Regions from separate parts of the Homo sapiens genome. Here region 2 is linked to region 1. A link is an interaction called in ENCODE POLR2A ChIA-PET data of the cell type or tissue named here. Cell type or tissue: HepG2. All regions are shown on one strand. Links, peaks and the distances in the headings refer to the core of each region. The heading gives the core; the rest is flanking DNA.

The links. ChIA-PET counts read pairs that join two places held together with the same protein. Peaks named below come from ENCODE experiments on the same cell type or tissue, not always from the same donor. Only the 100,000 strongest peaks of a DNase experiment are listed, where the experiment ranks them.
Region 2: POLR2A ChIA-PET joins it to region 1 with 5 read pairs; 3 of 35 experiments call an interaction of 5 or more read pairs at or near these places.

What each region holds. Positions count from the first base shown.
Region 1 is chr14:31,089,335-31,094,718 of GRCh38, reverse strand. It overlaps AP4S1 (adaptor related protein complex 4 subunit sigma 1), which reads right to left. Exons shown (of 6, transcript NM_001128126.3): 6 at 1-1,812. The coding sequence ends at 1,684. Among named protein-coding and RNA genes, the nearest start is that of STRN3, 66 kb to the right of the region's middle. In HepG2, for the core only: no CTCF peak of the experiment used is centred there; DNase peaks (open chromatin) are centred at 3,088 and 3,738; H3K4me3 peaks cover 785 bases.
Region 2 is chr14:31,174,739-31,180,122 of GRCh38, reverse strand. HECTD1 (HECT domain E3 ubiquitin protein ligase 1) reads left to right here. Exons shown (of 43, transcript NM_015382.4): 3 at 1,869-2,103; 4 at 4,985-5,212. Among named protein-coding and RNA genes, the nearest start is that of HECTD1, 30 kb to the left of the region's middle. In HepG2, for the core only: no CTCF peak of the experiment used is centred there; no DNase peak of the experiment used is centred there.

The DNA of each region.
Region 1 (5,384 bases), core at 98-5,097:
TATGGTCTTGCTGTGTTGCCCAGGCTGGTCTTGAACTAATGGGCTCAACCAATCCTCCTGGCTTGGCCCCCCAAAATGTTGGGATTACAGGCCTGAGCCACCGCACTCGGACTTTTTTATTTTTGAGACAGGGTTTCACTCTGTCACCCAGGCTGGAGTGCAGTGACACGATCATAGCTCACTGCAGACTCGAACTCCTGGGCTCAAGAAATCTTCTGCCTCAGACTCCCGAGTAGTTGAGACTACAGGTATGTGCCACCACACCCGGCTGATTTTTGCATTTTTTGTAGAGATGAGGTCTATGTTGCCCAGGCTGGTCTTGAATTTCTGGCCTCAAGCGATCCTCCTTCCTCAGCCTCCCAAAGTGCAGGGGTTACAGGTGTGAGGCACTGCACCAGCCCCACATTACAAAGCTTTTAGAGCCAGGCCAGGAAGGTTCAAGGTTGTAGTACAACATGATCATGCTTGTGAAAAGCCACTGCAGTCCAGCCTGGACAACACAGCAAGACCTGCTTCTCTTAAAAACAAACAAACAAAAAACACCTCTTGGCTGGGCATGGTGGCTCATGCTTGTAATCCCAGCACTTTGGGAGGCTGAAGCAGGTGGATCACTTGAGGTCAGGAGTTCAAGAACAGCCTGGCCAACATGGTGAAACCCTATCTCTACTAAAAATACAAAAATTAGCTGGGCTTTACATAAAACCGGGCAGGGCATGGTGGCTCACATCTGTAATCACAGCTCAGTCTCCTGGGGACTACATGCCTGTAGTCGCAGCTACTCAGGAGGCTGAGGCAGGAGAATTGCTTAAACCCAGAGGTGGAGGTTGCAGTGAGCTGAGATCACACCACTGCACTCCAGCTTGGGTGACAGAGCAAGACTCCGTCTTAAAAAACAAAACAAAAAAACAAACAAAAAAACACCTCTTAAAAAGTTAATTTTACTAAGCCTTTTAAAGGAATAAGACAGCCTTCAGAAGTCAGGCACTGTGGCTCATCTGTAATCCCAGCGTTCTGGGAGGCTGAGGCAGGCAGATCACCTGAGGTCAGGAGTTTGAGACAGCCTGGCCAACATGGTGAAACCCTGTCTCTACTAAAAATACAAAAATTAGCCAGGTGTGGTGGTGCATGCCTGTAGTCCCAGCTCGGAGGCTGAGGCAGGAGAATCGCTTGAACCCCGGAAGTGGAGGTTGCAGTGAGCCGAGAATGTGCCAGGTGACACAGCTAGACTAGACTCCGTCTCAAAAAAAAAAAAATAGCTTTCAGAAAACAGCGTTACTCAAAATGCCTTGTGTTTAAATTTTAAAACTTTATTGGCTGACGGAAAACTGCCATACTTTCTTCCCACTACCATCCTGCTATTCCTGAATTCAATTTGCAAAAGAAGCATAGACCAAGAAGGGTTCCTTAGGTGCTCAACAGAATTTAAAGTGCGACAGATATGTTTACAATTAGAAAATAAAACTTCTCTCTCAGTTTAAAGAAATTTTTTTCTTTGTACATATTTTAAAGTACAGTTGTGTTTTCTTTTTAGGAACTGTGGAAAATGCCTATTTATAATGTCTTTGGAAGGATACCCCATTTTGTAATTGTGGTCTTCCAGATTCTTCTGGGTTAACATGTTGAGATGTATTCCACGGTACTCGCATTTCTGATAAATCCATATTGTCTCGAAGAGACTTCCTTTCAGCTTTCTGACATCTTATCAAGAATTAGTAGAGGGGCAAGAATTCTTGCCCTGTTAGTTTCCACAATGCAGCCATTTAACACCATCTCATCCAAAATGATGTGTACTTTATCCAAATTAAACATTATCTACGGTTATATTAAGGAAATTAGTTTAAAGTTAAAAATTATTAACATTCAGTAAAAATTTATGGCTTAACCTAGAGTGTTCCCAGTGTAAATTAGCCTAAGCATGAGGTTTTTTGTACAAAATTTCTGAAATTAAATTTAAAACTGGCATCCATATTAGAAATTGTTACCTTCATATATACATACCTAGTTTCACCTTGGTTAAGCTAACAGGATAAGTAGGGATAAAAATGAAACAGCTACATTTTTTAACCAAAGGGATAGGGGGTCTACTAAGTGCTAGAGAACACAGCAGTGTCATGTGGCAAGAGAATGACCTTAACTCAAAAATAGTGTTGTCTTCCCAGACAATAATAGTAACAGTAGCAACGATTTGTTGAATACTCCCGTTCCAGACAGTGTGTTGAGTTTCAGCCCTCTACAAATCTCTGATGTATGTTGTTACATATTATCCTCAGTTTACCCAGGATCAAACAGGTTCAAAGCATAGTCCAAGGTCACATGGCTAGTAAATGCCAGGTTTGAATTTAAACCCAAAGCTTGGGCTTGACTGCTCTGCTTATAGGCTCCTCAGGAGGGGCTAGACACCTCCCTCCTCAGCCCCCAAACCTCCACCCCAAAATAAATGCCTTGTACCTTCAGTTTTCTTCTCTGTCAGACAGACTGATGTAAAAATAACTATGAGGAGAAAATGAATGAAGAAGGCAGGGCATAATAAAATTTCTGGATTTCAAGACAGTATCTCTTACAAATGGGTAGTTCTAAGAAGTCATTTGAGAATGATGGAGCCACTTTGGCTTACAGGTGTTCTTACTGGGAAGTTAGTATGGGGCATGGGGAAAGAAGAAAATATTGTTAGACTATGATGTCTAGCAAACCACAAAGAACTAAATACTTCCCTCAAGAATCCCTTCAACTGAATACCTAACTTTTCTTTGGTGAAAGAAGGGGAACTGGAATGAGATGATGACAATGAATGTTTCTCAGTTTTACACCTTAATATCTGAAGTTCTCTGTCTACTTAAAGAGCATGATCCTGGTCTGTTACAAAAACAAAAACAGTTGACAGATTGTTTCAAATAAACTTCATTCAACAAATAGGTAATTAAATGCACTAGCGGAGTTCAAAATTAAATCTTTGTAAAGTGAATTGTTCCCTTTGATTTTTTTCAACCAGACCAGATATTCAAAGTCTACACTGTATTTGCTTAGTGAAGTGCAACTACACAGAATAGGACAAATGGTGAATGACTTTAAAGTTTTTATTAGGCTCTGTGTGAATATCTCATTAAGCTCTGTGCAAATAGTCCTCCAGCAGAATAAACTGTTTTCCAAGGACCCATGGGAACTGTCCTTAAGTGACCCAGAAAAAAAAAAAAAAGCGTTATTCTGATATACCTATTAATACTGTCTTTCAATTATACAGATGATTGCTTTGTCCCACGGCCAAACTGGGACTGGAATGTTAGGCCCTTGACTCTAACCTGTTCACTAGACCCAGAAGCCAGAACTTAGGTGAGACAAAGTGGGAATGGCAGCCAGGTATATATAGAAAGGCAGAGCTAAGAAGCACAGGTGGCTACGTGAAAAATGGCCTGGAGAACCTTCCTGTTATATTCACTAAGGGCAATGAAAGCCTTAGTGCCTTTGAAAATGTCGCCTTCTCCAAGATAACTTTCTTTGAGATACAAGGAAATCTAATTTTAACCCATGAATTAGTTCGGGGATCAAGCTGCTCTGTGGACTGCCCCATCTTTGGCAAGCAGATGATCTGCTGTTCAGATGTCCCCTTGAGCAACTGCCCAATTGTTTTGAAATTCAGATCAGAATTTACTGCTAAATCATATAAACCACTGACATCCCCACATTACAAGGAACAAGGACAAGGTCCTCCAGCAAGTCAATTTCCCAACATCCTGGAAACATGAGTTGCTCAGTGAGGTCACTGTATACTGTGGACATGTGACTGTGCCTGTGTATCTGTGTATCTGACTCAAACTCTAATAATCATGCAGCTTTCTGGCACTATATGGGGAAACTACAGACCAAATCCAATGTGAGGCAAAGGCCTGAAAGCTGATTTCCCCCTGGAATCTTGTGACTCTTTTAAAATAAGAATCCAGCTGTTGTTTACATCTTGATTTGGTTTATGAGCAACTTGTACACCCTGGTGAGGCCAAGAGTAATGGCATTTAGGCCATGTGCCAGGTAAGCAGGGACCAAAAAATACCCTATATGCTAAGCCCATGGAATAAACACACTGCAATGGTGACATTTGAAATAGGAGGAAGTAAGAAGGGCCCAGACTGTTGGTATACTAATGTAGTGAGCTCAGAATGGCTATTGAAAGACAGTCTTACCTTCAGGCTATAATGAACTTGACTGACTCTAAAGATCCTCAGGCAACTTGTTTTCTTTCATGGGCTCCCTAAGGTTGAGCTGACATGAGCTAGAAACAATCTCCCAAAGAGCGGAGTTACTGAAGTCCACTTTCTCCCAACCTACAAACCTAAGAGCCTTTCTGAATTTTCACATCATGTGGATTGGAATTGAACATCGTAGGGCTCCTGGAATATTAGTGCCACTTGAAATCAACTTTTTAATTACAGTGATTGAAATGAGGCCGGGCACGGTGGCTCACACCTGTAATCCCAGCACTTTGGGAGGCTGAGGTGGGCAGATTACGTGAGGTCAGGAGATCGAGACCAGCCTGGCCAATATGGTGAAACCCTGTCTCAGCTAAAAATACAATTAGCTGGGCATGGTGGCACACGCCTGTAATCCCAGCTACTCGGGAGGCTAAGGCAGGAGAATCACTTGAACCTCGGAGGCGGAGGTTGCAGAGAGCCAAAACTGTGCCACTGCACTCCAGTCTGGGCAACAGAGTAAGACTCTGTCTCAGAATAAATAAATAAATAAAAATGAAAATAAAAATAAATACAGTGATTGAAATGTTTATGGTCCCAACATTGGAATTTTATCTTTTTTTAGACGCAGCTTCTCTCTGTTGCTCAGGCTAGAGTGGAGTGGGGTGATCTAGGCTCACTGTAACCTCCATCTCCTAGGTTCAAGGAACTCTTGTGCCTCAGCCTCCTGAGTAGCTGGGAGTACAGGCATGTGCCACCACACCCAGCTAGTTTTTTTGTATCTTTAGTAGAGACGAGGTTTTGCCATGTTGGCCAGGCTGGTCTCTATAACTCCTGACCTCAAGTGATCTGCCTGCCTCAGCCTCCCAAAGTTCTGGGATTACAGGCGTGAGCCACCACGCCTGGCCCCAACATTGGAATTTTGATCTCTGGAAAATAAAACACTTTTCCATCATGAGTATTTTAACACCATAGTGGCAATCAAATTATCCTTTAACAAGTGAGAAACTGAGCAGCACAGACTCAAATGGAACCTCAAAAGGAATTCCACGGCAGAGACCAACCTAGAAACTACAATTTCTAACTCTAGATTTGGGTCTCAGATCCCTTGGTTTCTCATTTTATTTCTTTTTTTAAAAAATATTCTAGCTAAGTGTTCTTTAACAAAATATGTAGGGTGGGAAAACTTGCTTTCTCATTATTCAT
Region 2 (5,384 bases), core at 83-5,082, 85 kb before region 1:
CACTGCAACCTCCACCTCCCAGGTTCAAGCAATTCTCCTGCCTTAGCCTCCTGAGTAGCTGGGATTACAGGTGCTTGCCACTATACCCGGCTAATTATTTTGTATTTTTAGTAGAGACGGGATTTCATCATGTTGGCCAGGCTGGTCTTGAACTCCTGACCTCAGGTGATCCACCTGCCTCAGCCTCCCAAAGTGCAAGGATTACAGGCGTGAGCCACCGGGCCTGGCCTCATACAGATATTTCTTAAAGGCTACTAAAGGTATGGGAAGTACTCATTTGCATACACTAAGAATAGGAAGATAAATTATTCCATTAAAATGTTGAGGGTATTACCCTTTGTGTTGTCTGTAGCTGTAGTTTAGTCTGTCTAGAGAAACTAGAATAATGTATTTGATGTCACATAGCTGAGATTTCTACTAAATGTAAATTATGATCTTTTCATATTTTAAGTGTTGATAAAATATAGGGAGTATTAATGATATCTCAAAAATTCTGTTTTTGATGGAACTATCTTGGACAGGTTTGTGTAATAAGCATTAGACTGTTAAAGGGAGAGGATGGGGGCTAAAGTTTAGTTTAATATGCTAGGCACTGAGCTGTTTTTAATGTGTATGATTTCATTTAATCTTCATAACCATATAAAGTATTATTATTTATTTTATTTTGTTTTATTTTATTTTATTTTATTTTATGTATTTATTTTGAGATGTAGTCTTGCTCTGTCACCCAGGCTGGAGTGCAGTGGCGCAATATCAGCTCACTTCAACCTCCCTGTCCTGGGCTTGAGTGATTTTCCTGCCTCAGCCTCCCAAGTAGCTGGGACTACAGGCATGTGCCACCATGCCCAGCTAATTTTTGTATTTTTAGTAGAGACGGGGTTTTACTGTGTTGGCCAGTCTGTTCTTGAACTCCTGACCTCAAGTGATCTGCCTGCCTCGGCCTCCCAAAGTGCAAGGATTACAGGCATGAGCCACTGTGCCTGACCTAAAGTAGGTGTTATTTAGCTATTACTTATGCTTTATAAGTAAGGAAACAGACGCAGAAAAGTCACACAGTTGCTGTTCTTTTTTTCACCCCAGTCTTTTAGACCCCAAATCAGTGCTTCTTTCTGAAAAATATGAATTGAGCAGTGTTCCTGGCCTTCTGGGATTTTAAGTGAATAAGGAAATAAAGTGATACATTAAACAGTGTATGTGCTGCTTTTATGAGGGTTAAGGAACATGAAAGTACCACTTAAGTATTTGGGAGCTTAAGGAGGGTTTCATAGAGCAGTTCATGTTTGAGGTGAGCGCTGAATTTTTTTTTTTTTTTTTTCTTTGAAACAGAGTTTGTTTTGCTCTCGTTGCCCAGGCTGGAGTACAGTGGCGTAATCTCGGCTCACTGCAACCTCCATCTCCCGGAAGGGATTCTCCTGCCTCAGCCTCCTGAGTAGCTGGGACTACAGGTGCCTGTCACCACGCCCGGCTGATTTTTTGCATTTTTAGTACAGATGAGGTTTCGCCATGTTGGGCAGGCTGGTCTTGAACTCCTGACCTCAGGTGATCTGCCCGCCTCGGCCTCCCAAAGTGCTGGGATTATAGGCATGGGCCACCATGCCTGGCCATTTTTTTTTTTTTTAAACATGCTTTCAAGTTAATGCTGCTGTTTTAAACCATTTACACCTTGGTATTCTCAGCAGCGATGAAATTAGCATGTGAGTATTGTTATGGAAGCAAAAACAATGTGAGAAATATTACCTAATAAACATTCAGACACAGTATTGAGCACAGTGTGTTACATTATAACTTTTTATTTTCTATTATTTTGTTAATATTTTGCTGTTAAGAATTTAATAACCCTAGATGTAATATGATTTCTTTCACTACAGATGTCCTCCTCGCACTTTCTTACCAGCCCTTTGCAAAATTTTTCTTGATGAAAGTGCTCCAGACAATGTATTAGAGGTGACAGCCCGTGCCATAACATACTACCTGGATGTATCTGCGGAATGTACCCGAAGGATTGTTGGGGTAGATGGAGCTATAAAAGCACTTTGTAATCGTTTGGTTGTAGTTGAACTTAACAACAGGACTAGCAGAGACTTAGCCGAACAGTGTGTAAAGGTAAGTATTACTTATTGGCTCATTACTTATTTTTCTCAGACCTCTCAGGGATGAGTATTGGCTCATTTAAACATCACTTAGAGACTGAAAAATGTATTTACTAAAAAAAAAAAATTTCTAAAAAAAAAAATTCTTCCTATCTTCAGTCTTACTTTATTGAGAGTAGTTGAGAACAGTGGAAATCACAACACTTGTGGCACCAAAGGAGGTTCCATGGGACTTGCGAAAAGAAATCTTATCTTAGAAGGAAAACTGTAGGTGATTGCTATGTTATGTGCTGCTTCAGTGCACTTCAGTTCCTGGTAGTCACTTAGAGATAGGTTATCCCTGTTCTTACCCAAATCATTTTGTATTATAATAGTAACAATCACCACCACAACAAACACCACCCACCAGTGCTAGACATTATTCTAAGCACTTTAAGGTATTAACTCATTTAATCTTCACAGCAACCCTATATGGGATAGGTTGGTGCCAGGAATAGTATTATTATTATTATTATTATTATTGTTTTTGAGACAGTTGCTGTGTCTCCCAGGCTGGGGTGTAGTGGCACGATGTTGACTCACTGCAACCTCCACCTCCCAGTTCCAGCGGTTCTCCTGCCTCAGTCTCCCAAGTAGCTGGGACTACAGGTGCCCACCACCACGCCCGGCTAATTTGTTTTGTATTTTTAGTAGAGATGGAGTTTCACTGTGTTGGCCGGGCTGGTCCTGAACTCCTGACCTTGTGATCCCCCTGCCTTGGCCTCCCAAAGTGCTGGGATTGTAGGTGTCAGCCACCACCCCCAGCCGAATATTATCATTTCTCTGTTACAGATGAAAGAAATTCAAGTATGCTGAGGTTAAGGAACATACTTGGGAGTAGTGAGCAGAAGAGTCAAGACTTGAAGTTTAGGAATTTGAAGATTAGGAAGTTTGGTTCTAGGGCCCAGGGATTTAACTATTTTGCTATATTCCCTGTAAAGTAAGCTGTTGTCTTTATGTAACTCTAAAAGCATTAGTGCTAGATCCATACTTTTTTGGAACTATTTGTGGTGAATACATTGAGATTTTACATGATTTTTTTTTTTTTTTTTTTTTTGAGAGATAGTCTTGCTCTGTCTCCCAGGCTGGAGTGCAGTGGTGCAGTCTCAGCTCACTGCAACCTCTGCCTCCTGGGTTCAAGCGGTTCTCCTGCCTTAGCCTCCTGAGTAGGTGGGACTACAGGCGCGTGCCACCATGCGCGGCTAATTTTTTGTATTTTTAGTAGAGATGGGGTTTCACCATGTTGGCCAGGCTGGTCTCGAACTCCTGACCTCAGGTGATCTACCTGCCTCGGCTTCCCAAAGTGCTGCTGGGATTACAGGCTTGAGTCACTGTGACTGGCCCCTGATTCTTTTTTCTTTTCTTGTTTTTTTTTTTTTTTAATGATTTCTGCTTCATTCTTTTTATAATTTTTGCTGCTTTAGGTCAGCAGTTCTCAAATTTTTTGTCTCAGGATCCCCTTACAAGTCTTAAATAATTGAGGATACCCAAAGAGCTTTTGTTCATATAGGTTTTGTCTATTTATTTACCATATTAGATACTGAAACTGATAAATTTAAAGTATTTATTTATCTTAAAATAAATTAATTACATGTTATACATAACAGGTTAATGAAAAATAACCTTTTTAAATAAACAAAGTTAGTGAGAAGACTGGAATTGTTAGGCATTTTTGCAAGTCTCTTAAGAACACTCTGTTTTTACAGTAGACAGCTGGATCCTCCTGTCTGCTTTTGCATTCAGTCTTGTACAGTATCACATCATGCTTAGCTTCTGGAAAATGCTACCCTAGACTCATGAGAATGATAATGAAAAAGACAAATAGTGTTAGAGTATTATTATGAGCTTTTGCTAAATTACTTGTAGTTCTTTACCTTGCCATACAGATGTCACTTTCTAAACCTGCACTGTCCAATATGGTAGCCAAATAAGTCTATTGAACACTTCAAATGTGGCCACTCCAAATAGAGATGCATTATAAGTATAAAGTATACATGCATTTTTAAAGACTATACATAAAAGACTATAATATATATCAGTAATTTTCTATATTGATTTCATGTTGAAATGATGATGCCTGGATATATTGGGTTAAATAAAAAATATTATTATTATTATTTTTTTTTTTTGAGACAGAGTTTCACTCTTGTTGCCCAGGCTGGAGTGCAGTGGCGCGATCTCGGCTCACGACAACCTCCGCCTCCCAGGTTCAAATGATTCTCCTGCCTCAGCCTCCCGAGTAGCTGGGATTAGAGGCATGCGCCACCATGCCCGGCTAATTTGATATTTTTTAGTAGAGACAGGTTTTCTCCATGTTGGTCAGGCTGGTCTTGGACTCCTGACCTCAAGTGATCCACCCGCCTCGGCCTCCCAACGTGTTGGGATTACAGGCGTGAGCCACCATGCCCAGCTGTTACTATTATTTTTTGAGACAGAGTCTCACTCTCTTGCCCAGGATGGGAATGCAATGGGCGATAATGGCTCACTGCAGCCTTGACCTCCTGGGCTCAAGTGATCCTCTCACCTCAACCTCCTGAGTAGCTGGGACTATAGCACATGCCACTACTATGCCTGGCTAATTTTTTGTATGTTTTGTAGACATCAGGTTTTGCCGTGTTGCCCAGGTTAGTCTTGAACTTCTGGGCTCAAGCGAACTGCCAACCTTGGCCTCCCAAAGTGCTGGGATCACAGGTGTGAGCTACCACACCCATCTAAAATGTATTATTAAAATTAATTTCATTTGTTTCACTTTTCTGTTTTTAATGTGTCACTAATAAATTTGGAGAGCGCATTGTTTCTGTGATTCTTGAAAATCAGGCTTGCATTCTTTCGTTACATTTGTTTTACTATTATAGGTATTAGAACTGATATGTACTCGTGAGTCAGGAGCAGTCTTTGAGGCTGGTGGTTTGAATTGTGTGCTTACCTTCATTCGTGACAGTGGACATCTAGTTCATAAAGACACCTTGCACTCTGCTATGGCTGTGGTATCAAGACTCTGTGGCAAAATGGAGCCTCAAGATTCTTCTTTAGAAATTTGTGTAGAATCTCTGTCTAGTTTATTAAAGCATGAAGATCATCAGGTAAATAAGTTGCTGTTACATACTTTCCATTTTCAGAAAGTGATTTTTTTAGTGTTCCCCTGTTTATAATTATGATAGACTGTAATTTGTGCTTTTCACTTGATGAAATCGAGGTAATTCCATCCTCTTTCTCTAATTTTATCTCTGCATGTGGTAATCTCCATTTTGGGAA